Regions from separate parts of the Homo sapiens genome. Here region 1 is linked to region 2. Evidence: read pairs that join two places in POLR2A ChIA-PET (ENCODE). Cell type or tissue: PC-9. All regions are shown on one strand. Each heading gives the region's core, and the rest is flanking DNA. Links, peaks and the distances in the headings are about the cores only.

Evidence for each region. Peaks named below come from ENCODE experiments on the same cell type or tissue, not always from the same donor. Only the 100,000 strongest peaks of a DNase experiment are listed, where the experiment ranks them.
Region 1: POLR2A ChIA-PET joins it to region 2 with 6 read pairs; 3 of 35 experiments call an interaction of 5 or more read pairs at or near these places.

The regions. Positions count from the first base shown.
Region 1 is chrX:54,168,600-54,173,978 of GRCh38, reverse strand. The region is part of intron 1 of FAM120C (family with sequence similarity 120 member C); the gene reads left to right. Among named protein-coding and RNA genes, the nearest start is that of FAM120C, 12 kb to the left of the region's middle. In PC-9, for the core only: no CTCF peak of the experiment used is centred there; no DNase peak of the experiment used is centred there.
Region 2 is chrX:55,006,583-55,011,961 of GRCh38, reverse strand. It overlaps APEX2 (apurinic/apyrimidinic endodeoxyribonuclease 2), which reads right to left. Exons shown (of 6, transcript NM_014481.4): 6 at 2,905-5,379. The coding sequence ends at 4,527. It overlaps ALAS2 (5'-aminolevulinate synthase 2), which reads left to right. Exons shown (of 11, transcript NM_000032.5): 11 at 2,619-2,907. The coding sequence ends at 2,782. Among named protein-coding and RNA genes, the nearest start is that of APEX2, 8.9 kb to the right of the region's middle. RefSeq lists enhancers at 3,892-4,186, 4,012-4,306. In PC-9, for the core only: CTCF peaks have their summits at 343 and 545; DNase peaks (open chromatin) are centred at 3,251 and 4,081; H3K27ac peaks cover 4,321 bases.

The DNA of each region.
Region 1 (5,379 bases), core at 308-5,307, 840 kb after region 2:
TCCTTCCCCAGGCAAGCCTTGAGATGACTGCAGCCCTGGCTGGCACCTTGATTGAAGCCTGTAGGAGACCTTGAGCCAGAGGACCCAGCTAAGCCATGCCTACAGATACTATGAGATAATAAATGTTGTTTTAAGCCACTAAGTTTGGGGGCTACTTTGTTACACAGAAATAGATAACTGAAACACCATTGATTGTTGTGCTTGTTCTTTTTAAATAATATTTTTGATGAATATGAAATATTTCTCCTACATCTGTGCAAAGTGAAAAAAATCTTTTTTATGGAAGAAGTTCACGTATTTGAACAGGAGAGAGCCTATTTCTTTGTGGAATTGATGAATTTTCATATACGTCTAAATAAAATGTGTCTGTTGAAAGACTACGATTTAAGATACCATTTAAAAGTAAACCATTGTAAGAAATATCAGTATACAGCCGGGCGCGGTGGCTCACGCCTGTAATCCCAGCACTTTGGGAGGCCGAGGCAGGCGGATCACCTGAGGTCGGAAGTTCGAGACCAGGCTGACCAACATGGAGAAACCCTGTCTCTACTAAAAGTACAAAATTAGCCGGGCGTGGTGGCGCATGCCTGTAATCCCAGCTACTCGAGAGGCTGAGGCAGGAGAATCACTTGAACCTGGGAGGCAGAGGTTGTGGTGAGCCGAGATTGCACCATTGCACTCCAGCCTGGGCAATAAGAGCGAAACTCCGTCTCAAAAAAAAGAAATATCATTATACAAAAATGATGAATGCTGAAATGAAAAGAACTTAAAAATGTACTTGGAATTTCAACAGGCTATATTTCTAGATACAGATAAAATAAGTGATGCCACAAAAGGCAATTATGTATTAAATGAAAAAACTGCCAGGGGTTGAAAGCTTTTTTAAGCAGTAGTTTTATAAAAGTGTTTGTTGAGTACAACAGAAATTATGTTATAAACAAGCATTTGCAAAGGTAGGAAATACTTTTGTTCAGGATGTCAAACATCGATGGCTAAACATTCTTGGGCCAGATTTAGTCAAAAAGTTAAATTATTTTTGGAGATTTACATAGCAGCTGGTTACAACAGATTAAAAACTCCATCCACATAGCTATACATTTAGCTGTATACGTAGCCAGTGGTTCTCAAAGTATGGTCCTAGACCAACAGCATTGTACCATCTGGAAACATGTTGGAAATACACATTCTCAGTCCCCTACCCCATCGGACCTACAGAATCAGAAACTGGCGGGAAAGGTGGGGGAGCTTATGGATCCATTTCAACAAGCCCTCCAGCTGATTCTGATACATGCTGAAGTTCGAGAGCCACTGCACTTAGGTATGATTTATGTGTTAAGAATTTGATGTAACCTGACTCTTGGACTCATCACAGGTACATCTGGAAATACCTGGATTTTGTGTGATGAGAAAAGTCTTGAGATTTTTAATAACAATTGTTCAAAATTAGTAAGTATGGCTACAGATTGTGCTTCTGCAATAGTGTTAAGAACTGTTGGACCCAAGAAACAATTTGAAGCAGAAACACTTTCCAGGGACCTAAACTTAAAGCTATTTCTGCTAAAAGCTTCAAAATGAATCAGTCAGATCAGAAACTAGTAATTAACATTGTGGTTTGCACCACAATTGAATACTTTGCTTGGTGAATTATTAGGTGCATGTTATGGAAATCTGCCCTATGACATGGAGGTTGATTGGCTTAGTTGAACATGATACTCAAGATGCTGAAAAAAATGATTTGGCATCCAAAGGGCATTCACCACACCCGCAGAGATTGAAATAAAATATTTGGCTTGTTTGGTTGATTTTACAACTCATCTAGACACTATGAATAAAAACAGCATTGTTCAGAAATACCTTCACAAATGTATGGTTGTACTTGCTTGTTCCTAGCAAAATTATGCCTTTGGGAAACTCATTTGGCAAGAGATAAACTGGCTGACTTTCCTTTGCTGAAATTGGTTTCCAAGAATTGAAAGTGATGGCCTGAATTACATTCCCACAGTTGTGGAGTTGTCTGTTGAATTCCAGAAAAGGTTCTCTGACATATTTGATGAAAATGAACTAATATTGTTCAATTAGCCTTTCTCAGTGTTCAGAGTATGAAAGAAGAGCTACAATGGAGATTCAGAATTACTGTGCCATGGTACTGAAAATGAAGCATGATGTCATTGAAATGCCGAATTCTACAAATACCTCGGAAGTAGTTACCGAAATATAAAAAACACTATGCCAAACTTCTGTGTTTGGAAATGCCTACATTTCTAAACAGCTGTTTTCCATTATGAAATAGGATCAAATTAGTCACTTGAAGTGAAAGCATTCAAGGCTCAATTCTGTACTGCATGTTGTAACAAAAATATAAGACCTAACATTGACCTCTTGGCACATAAATGTGTCAGGCCACCAGTTCCAAGTCAAAGGAGAATAAACAAACAAAAAAAAAGTGTAATGATAAATTTTCTAGTTTTTCACTTATGTCGTTAATGTAAAATGTAAACTCCAGTATTTTGCATGTATAAACACCCACAGCTTAAATAAAAATACATTTCTGTGTGTGTGTTTTTTATTTTTAAACACAGGGTCTTGCTCTGTTGCCCAGGTTGGAGTGCAGTGGTGTGAACATGGCTCACTATAACCTTGAACTCCTGGGCTCAAACCTTCCACCTCAGCCTCCCCAGTAGCTAGGACTACTGGCATGTGCCACCCACACCCAGATAATTTTTAAGGTTTTGTTTTGTTTGTTTGTTTTAGAGACAGGGTCTTGCTAGGTTGCCCAGGCTGATCTCAAACTCCTGGCCTCAAGCAATCCTCCTGCCTCAGCCTCCCAAAGTGCTAGGATTACCCACCATGCCTGGCCAAATATTACATTTTTGGAAGTTAATTTTTCTTTACTCAACCCCTTCATTCATGTTAGCTGCCCATCCCTGTAAGCATTTCCAGTCCCTAGTTCAAAGACTTAGAAATTTCTTGTGATCATTGTCTTCTCTGCAGTTCCCGTCCTCCTTTCTGAGGTAACCCAGAGGTTCCCTTGGATTCTCGCTCTCTTTCTCCTAAGAATACTTTTCATGATACCTCTGACTTCTCAGTCGTGAAGATTTGCTTTGGGCTAAACAAATGCCTATTCTGGTATCTACTTGTCTCAAATTATTTCTGAGGACCTTCAGGCAGTAGTACATACCACAGACTTCATCTCTGCAAAACAGACTTTCATAGCTACTTTTTCAGTCTGTGCCAGCTATTATATTATAAATTGTAAGTCTTAGAATTGGGTATGAATTAAGTAAATCTCCATTTTACAGATGAAGAAGCTAAGTGACTTGTCCCCACAAACTTTGATCATAGGTTCACTGGATGCCAAAGCTCCTGCTGTATATACTGATAACAAAAGTTAGTATCTAAAGTACAGTTTCCAGCCCATGGTTGACACACAACAGGTTTTTTAAAAATCCAAGTTTTCCCTTTTGTTCTTAAATGTGACAGAAGATTTCATCTGCAGAAATGGGCTGGCTTCTGGCAGCCTAAGAGTAATTAAGAGTACTAAAATTGGGCCGGGCACGGTAGCTCACGCCTGTAATCCTAGCACTTGGGGAGGCCAAGGCGGATGGATCACCTGAGGTCAGGAGTTCGAGACCAGCCTGGCCAACATGGTGAAACTCTCTACTAGAAATACAAAAATTAGCTGGGCGTGGTGGTGGGCGCCTGTAATCCCAGCTACTTTGGGAGGCTGAGGCAGGAGGATTGCTTGAACCCAGAGGTGGAGGTTGCAGTGAGCCAAGACCACGTCATTGCACTCCAGCCTGGGCAACAAGAGCAAAACTCCATCTCAGAAAAGAGAAAAAAGTACTAAAATTGGGTACTCGCAAATTAAAATTAGTACCTTAATAGTGTGTACTGAACACTGGATCAGTATTCTACTACCTCTAGCTTGACTGCCGTATTTCATGGCAAAGACTACCACGTATGTGCCTGTAGATAATTGAAATTCCTACAGTTGAGAGGGAAGGCCACTTTATCAATGTTTCCTTGAAGTAACTGTGGTTCCTAATTGCTGCTATTCTTTTAATACATTATTCTTTAGCTTTGTGATTATCAGTCTGGTCTCTTAATGGTTGGTTGGTGAACTCCACAATGTAGTGATGCATATTTGCATCAACAGTAGTTTCAGTCTGTAATTATTTAGTAGTTAGAGTTCCAGTTGAAATGTAAATCATCTATATTTCTATTGCTGAACCAGACTTATACATAATCCATCCCGCCCTCGAATCTTCTTATAAGGTGATACTTCCTTACTATCTCTGATTTCTTTTTGCCTTGGTGAGAACAGGTAGTGAAGATAGACCACAGAACTCAGCCCAAGTTAGTCACTAGTTTGGTGTATTTAGCATGGTAGAGGGGCTTGAGGGAATATGGGACAAGCTGGAGGAAGTCAAGTACCGCAGAGGTCAGAAAGCAGTATTGCCTCTAGTTTGAAGTTACTTTAACAAGCATTTATTACACTCTTTTTATGGTCCAGGCAGAGTGCTAACATAATTCTGCCACTAATGGGCTTACAATCTAGTTATTTTTTTTATGCCCTTGTGTTTATTGTATTACTTGTGAGTTGATCTCAGATTATGCCCACTTTTCCAGTTTCCTTTATTTGAGAAACAATGTACTTAATGGAAAGACCATTTGTTTTTTTAAAGACAGGGTCTCACTCTGTTGCTCAGATTGGTGTGCAGTGCATGATCTCGGCTCACTGCAGCCTCAACCTCCTGGGCTCAAGCGATCTTCCCACCTTAGCCTCCTGAGTAGCTGGGACCACAGGCATGTACGATCATGCCTGGCTAATTTTTTAAACAATATTTGGTAGAGATGGGATCTCACTGTGTTGCCCAGGCTGGAATCCTCGGCTCAGGCGATCCTCCTGCTTCTCCCTCTGCCTCACAAAGTGCTGGGATTACAGGCATGAGCCACCATGTCCAGCCCTGAAAGAGCATTATTTTAAAGTCAGACCTAATTGGTTCAAATCCAAGTACTGCCATATTGCTAGCTGTGTTATTTGGGGCAAGTTACTTAAGTTTTCCAAGCTTCTGTTTTCTCTGTTTAAATAAAAGAGAGGGAGGGGGATGAATGATCTAATACCCATTTTACAGAGTTAGAAGGATAAATGAAATATGCCTAGCCCAGTGTCTATCTTGAAATGTTAATCACTACAGTTAGTTCCATGAGGTCAAAGACTCTTGGCTCTTGTTACTGCTGTGTCTCCATACCTAGATTGGTGCCTGGCGTATATTAGTGCCTGGTTCAGTACCTATTGGTTGAAAGTTGAAACAGTTCATTGGTTGCCTACTCCGTGTGAGTGGTCTATGTACTGGAGATGACAGCAGTGAACAAAAC
Region 2 (5,379 bases), core at 176-5,175:
ATTTTGTACATGTGGAAATTGAGGCACAAAAATATATAGTCGCTGATCCAAGGTCACACAGCTTCTAAGTTGCAACTGGGAGGTCTGTCTCTACCTCCATGGTCATAACTGCTAGGTCTACCACCTCTCTGAGCTGATGACCCAGACTCCTGGGCCTTTTGTTCAGTATTCTCTTTTGCTCTGGGCTTCAATTGTAGAGCTCTCAGTATTCTTGGTTCTCTGAATGTCCACCTAGGCTAGGCTTTTGTAAGAATATATGAGGCATCCACGATGGCTCCACCAGTCCCTAAGTTCCATAGCCAATCCATCCTGAAATCCTGCAAAAGTTATCTATAATCTCTCTCAAACCTATTTGCTTTTCTCCCCTGCCACTTCTTTAATCCATGTCAACATGATTTTTTTCCTAATTTCTCTGCTTCTCTCTTGCTCCTCTCAAATCCTTTCTCGATGATGACCACTAGAGGGATTTTTCTAAAATTCTGACTATATTGCTCCCTTGCTTAAACCCCTTCATGTTTCCCTCTAGACTCTAAAGCAGTGACCTCCAAGGGGTATGCAAAATGATTACAGGGTGAAGGAACAGAATATGTATTAGAATTTTATGTTTTTTTATCTTAAAAATAGGAAATCAAGCATCACTGATACTGATCTTTAATATACAGACTGACAGTTATACATGTATATAATATATAAACAAATATAGAGATTGGAGGTACATGCTAAAACATTTGTACTGATAGGGATGTATAGTCCAAAATTTGGAAACATTGACATATAGGACAGAGTTGAAGCTCTTCAGCATAGCATTCAATGCCTTCCACATGGTGATCTCTATGCCCTCACCTCCTCCCCACATGCATTTTGTTTTTTCAGCTACACTGAAGGACTTGTCGTTCCCTCATTTTTTTCTGCTCTCTTACCTCTGGGACTTTGCTCATGCTGCTCTCTTTTGATTGGAATGCCCTCCCTCACACTTTCCTCTGGCTTACTTTCCTTCATCTTGTAGACTTAACTTAGGCATTCTTTCAACAAATATTTATTGAGTACCAACTGTGTACTAGATACTGTTCTAGGCACTGGGGATGCAGTAGCAAACAAATCAGACACAAAATTCCTACCCTCTGGAGCTTACATTCTAGTGGAAGGGGTAGTAAAAAAAATTACCAAAAATAAGCAAATTAAGTAGCACATTAGTTCTAAGTGCTATGGGAAAAAATAAAGCAGGATAAGGAGAATGGGATAAGGGGCCAGGGGCGAGTTCAGAGAAGGGTTGTAGTATTAGAGTGGCAAGGGTAGAAGACGCTGAGGTGAAACTTGAGCAAAAATTTGAAGGAGGTGAAGTTAGTGAGGCAGATATCTAAGGGAATGGCATCGCAGGCAGAGGGAACATCCTAAGGCAGGGAAGACACAGGAGTATTCCTTTTATATTTGAGGAACAGTAAGAAGATGGGTGTGGGTGGAATGGTATAAGCAAGTGGGAGACAGAAAAATTGAGTACATAGAGGCAATGTGGGACCAGATTGTATAGGGTATGGTAGGCCATTAGAAGGAGTTTGGCTTTTACTCTGAGAGCCCTTGAAAGGATTTGAACACAGGACTGATATTTCTGACTCGGGTTTTAACAAAATTGCTCCAACTTCTATGTAGAGAATACACTAAAAGGGAGCAAGGGTGGAAGCAGGGAGACCCAAGAGTGGGCTACAGTAATATCCCAGGTGAGAGATGATGGTGGCTCAGACTTGATCATAATGAAGGCAATAAGAAGTGGTCAGATTTTGAAGGTAGAGCCAAGGGTCTTTGCTGATAGATGGGATATAGGGTAAGAGAGAAAGAGAAAAATAAAGGATAGCTCTGAAATTTTTGGACTGAGCAACTGGAATTGCCATCCACTGAGATGGGAAAAGCTAAAAGTAGAATAGCTTGGTGGAGGGTAGGGACATGAGTAGCTCAGTTGTACTCCTAAGTTAGAAATGCATATTAGACATCTAGGTGGAGATGGAGAAAAGCCATTGGATATACAAGATTGGAAACCAGTAGAGTGGCGTGAGCTGGAGATTAAAATTTCTGAACCATCAGCATATAGATGGTCTTTAAAGTCATGTGACTAGACAAGATCAACAAGGGCATGAACACAGAAAAGGCCAAGAACAGAGCCCTGGAACGTACCTGGGGTACTTCCTCCAGCTAGGTCAGGTTCCCTTCTCTGGGTTTTCACACCCCCAGGTGGACCCCCTACCCCAGGTTTCCTGGTCATAGCACCAATGACACAGTATAGTTACTGTCATTATCATTGTCCTCATAGGGCTTAGAGTTCCCAAGCAGACAGTCATTCTTGGGCCACAGCACATCCTATACTTAGGGAGTGGTCCAGGCCAGGACAGTATGGCTTCAAATTGTGTCAAAGGAGAGCTTCCAAATCTTTTATAATATATATCCCAGCATCCAGATACAAATGGTAATATTCACGGCACACACAGAAGCAAACAGTAGGCTACTTCTGGCCCTGAGGTATCTTGAAGGGTTGAGGGGGATCAATATCTTGGCTCATCTGTACTGTGACAGATTTGGAAGATCTAGTCTAACCCATTTTTTCCCTCCCCTCCCCCTACCACCTTCAGAGAAGCTGCTGCTGGCTTGGACTGCGGTGGGGCTGCCCCTCCAGGATGTGTCTGTGGCTGCCTGCAATTTCTGTCGCCGTCCTGTACACTTTGAGCTCATGAGTGAGTGGGAACGTTCCTACTTCGGGAACATGGGGCCCCAGTATGTCACCACCTATGCCTGAGAAGCCAGCTGCCTAGGATTCACACCCCACCTGCGCTTCACTTGGGTCCAGGCCTACTCCTGTCTTCTGCTTTGTTGTGTGCCTCTAGCTGAATTGAGCCTAAAAATAAAGCACAAACCACAGCATGTGAAGCCTTTTATTGGACAGGGAACAGACAAGTGCATTCTGACTCCCTCAGACAAGTGGCAGATCTATGAGGTAACCATAGGTCACTTGTTGGTCACCATTCCATTTTACCAACAGGGAAACAGAATGAGAAAGAGGAAGGAAATGCCCAAAAACTACACAGTGAGTTGCAAAGAGCTAGGATACTTGGCAGATTTATTTGAGATGGCTCTTCTCCAATGGTTTCAATAAAAATCCAGGGATTGACGCTTCACTGGTAATCCGGGCCCTGGAAATCTGGGCCCAGGGTAGCCCCTGAAGCCAGGAAATGAGTCAGCCCTAACCAAATTCCCTAGAAAGGAGTGGTTCCCCAAAACCAAAGAGGTATTTTCCATAAGGGGATATGGATGTCTTCCTCAATCCATTATCCTCTCTCCCTCCCACGGCATCCCACAGAACAGGATTTACCAGTCCCATTCTTTTTCTTTTCTTTTTTTTTTTTTGGAGACTGAATTTCACTCTTGTTGCCCAGGCTGGAGTGCAATGCATGATCTCAGCCCACTGCAACCTCCGCCTCCCAGGTACAAGCTATTCTCCTGTCTCAGCCTCCTAAGTAGCTTGGATTACAGGCACGCGCCACCACGCCCAGTTAATTTTTTTGTATTTAGTAGAGACGGGGTCTCACCATGTTAGGCTGGTTGCGAACTCCTGACCTCAGGTGATCCACCCATCTCAGCCTCCCAAAGTGCTGGGATTACAGGCGTGCACCACTGTGCCTGGTCTACCAGTCCCATTTTCAAAGGTGAGAAGAGGCTTGGCTAGAGCAAGCACTGTGTTCAAAGCAATGCTCCCACTTTCCAGGTCACAGTATACAGGAAACATTTCCATGGCACACTTAGGGGTACTAATGATACTACTTGCTAAGGAGGCAATCGTCCCTGAAACTTGTGTGGTCCCAGGCCCTGCCTGGCAACTCTGAGGGCTGAGGACCGTTTCTTTCAACCCTGTAACCCACTGTGGCAGCTGTGGGACGCACTAGCTGGAAAGCTCTGGTTTAAGGCTACACAGCCCACCTTCCTTGCTGATTTCACCTTAGCCGTACAGGAAATTCCTACAACTGAGCAGAGAACCCTTTATGGTGAGCACTGCTGCTCACGCCTCACTATTCCCTCCTCCCCCCTCCCTCCTCCCCTTTCTCTGGGAATTACATCATTGGGCTACAGCCAGCCGGCAAACCAAGTATTGAGATAGCTTCTCTGACTCAACTTTATGGAGTACCTCCACAATGTCCAAAGTGCAACCCTGAAACAAATACACAGACTTTATTTATGCACAAATACACTTTCCAGCAAAGACAGAAGTGATTTAAAATCACACAACTTCCTGGGGCAGCTAGTGTCCGTGTACTTCGGACAGGAAGGTGGAAAGTGGTGTAAGGGGCTGGGTCACAGGATTAAGGCACAAGAAGCTCACCAACAAGGAGCTAGGTAGGAAGGAAAGCGAGGAAGAGAGGGCTTAAAAGAGGAAGAGAAGGGTAGGAGACTTTGAGGGAGAAGCAGGAGGCAGCTCAGGGAAGGGGAGCTGGCCTCAGATCATGTGCAGGGGTGACCATGCCAGATGTCCCCAGGCCTCCATTGGTTCAGCTGGGCCTGCTCCAGAGGAAGAAGTTGCACCGGGAGGAGGGGTCAGTGGGAGGACCCCGGGGCCTGGCACACATGTAGAAGCGGCGGCCCAAGTTGGGTCCTGGCTTCTTCACAGTACGCATCACACATGGCTCCCTGTGGCCCCCACAGAGGGGTGTGCGCAAGGGCCCCGCCAGCACAGACTTCCAGAATGAGGTCCGTAACTCCTTCTCATCTTTGGCTTCTGAAGTCTTGGCCTGCCCCTTCACCACTTTGGCCACTGCCTTCTCTTCTGGAGTCTTCGGGGTCATGAGGGCGCTCATCAGTGGTAGGCTAGGCAGCTCTATGTCAGGAGAGGCTTGGGGACAGCTAGGGGAGGGCTGAAAGTAGCTCTTCAGGTTTTTCTGGCCTCTGCTAGAGCCAACCTGACTGGGCTGAGGCCTGGTTGAGCGCACTTGGGCTTTGTTTTGGCATGTCTGTACCCGGGTTTGATTGTTGTGCTGCAGCGTCGACTGCTCCAACACAGGACTTTGTTCGAGAGGAACTAGGAAGCGAAGGATCTTGAGCTGGGTGCCTGCAAACTCAGGGAGGAAGCGGGTGCACAGAGGTGGGCACTGTTTTGCAGGCACAGAGGACACACTCAAGACTGCACCCACAGGGCAGTGGTCAGAGCCCATCACCTCAGGCAGCAGGAAAGAGGCCTGAAAGGTGTCTATGACCAGGGTCCTGTCCCCCAGCACATAGTCAAGCCGGGAGCCATAGTTGAGATGGCGGGCGCCAGTGACTGCTGACCAGCAGGTGAAGGCCCCCTCCTGCTTTGGTTGGAAGCAGCGGTAGCTATCGATGAAGGGCCCTACATGAGAGGCAGAC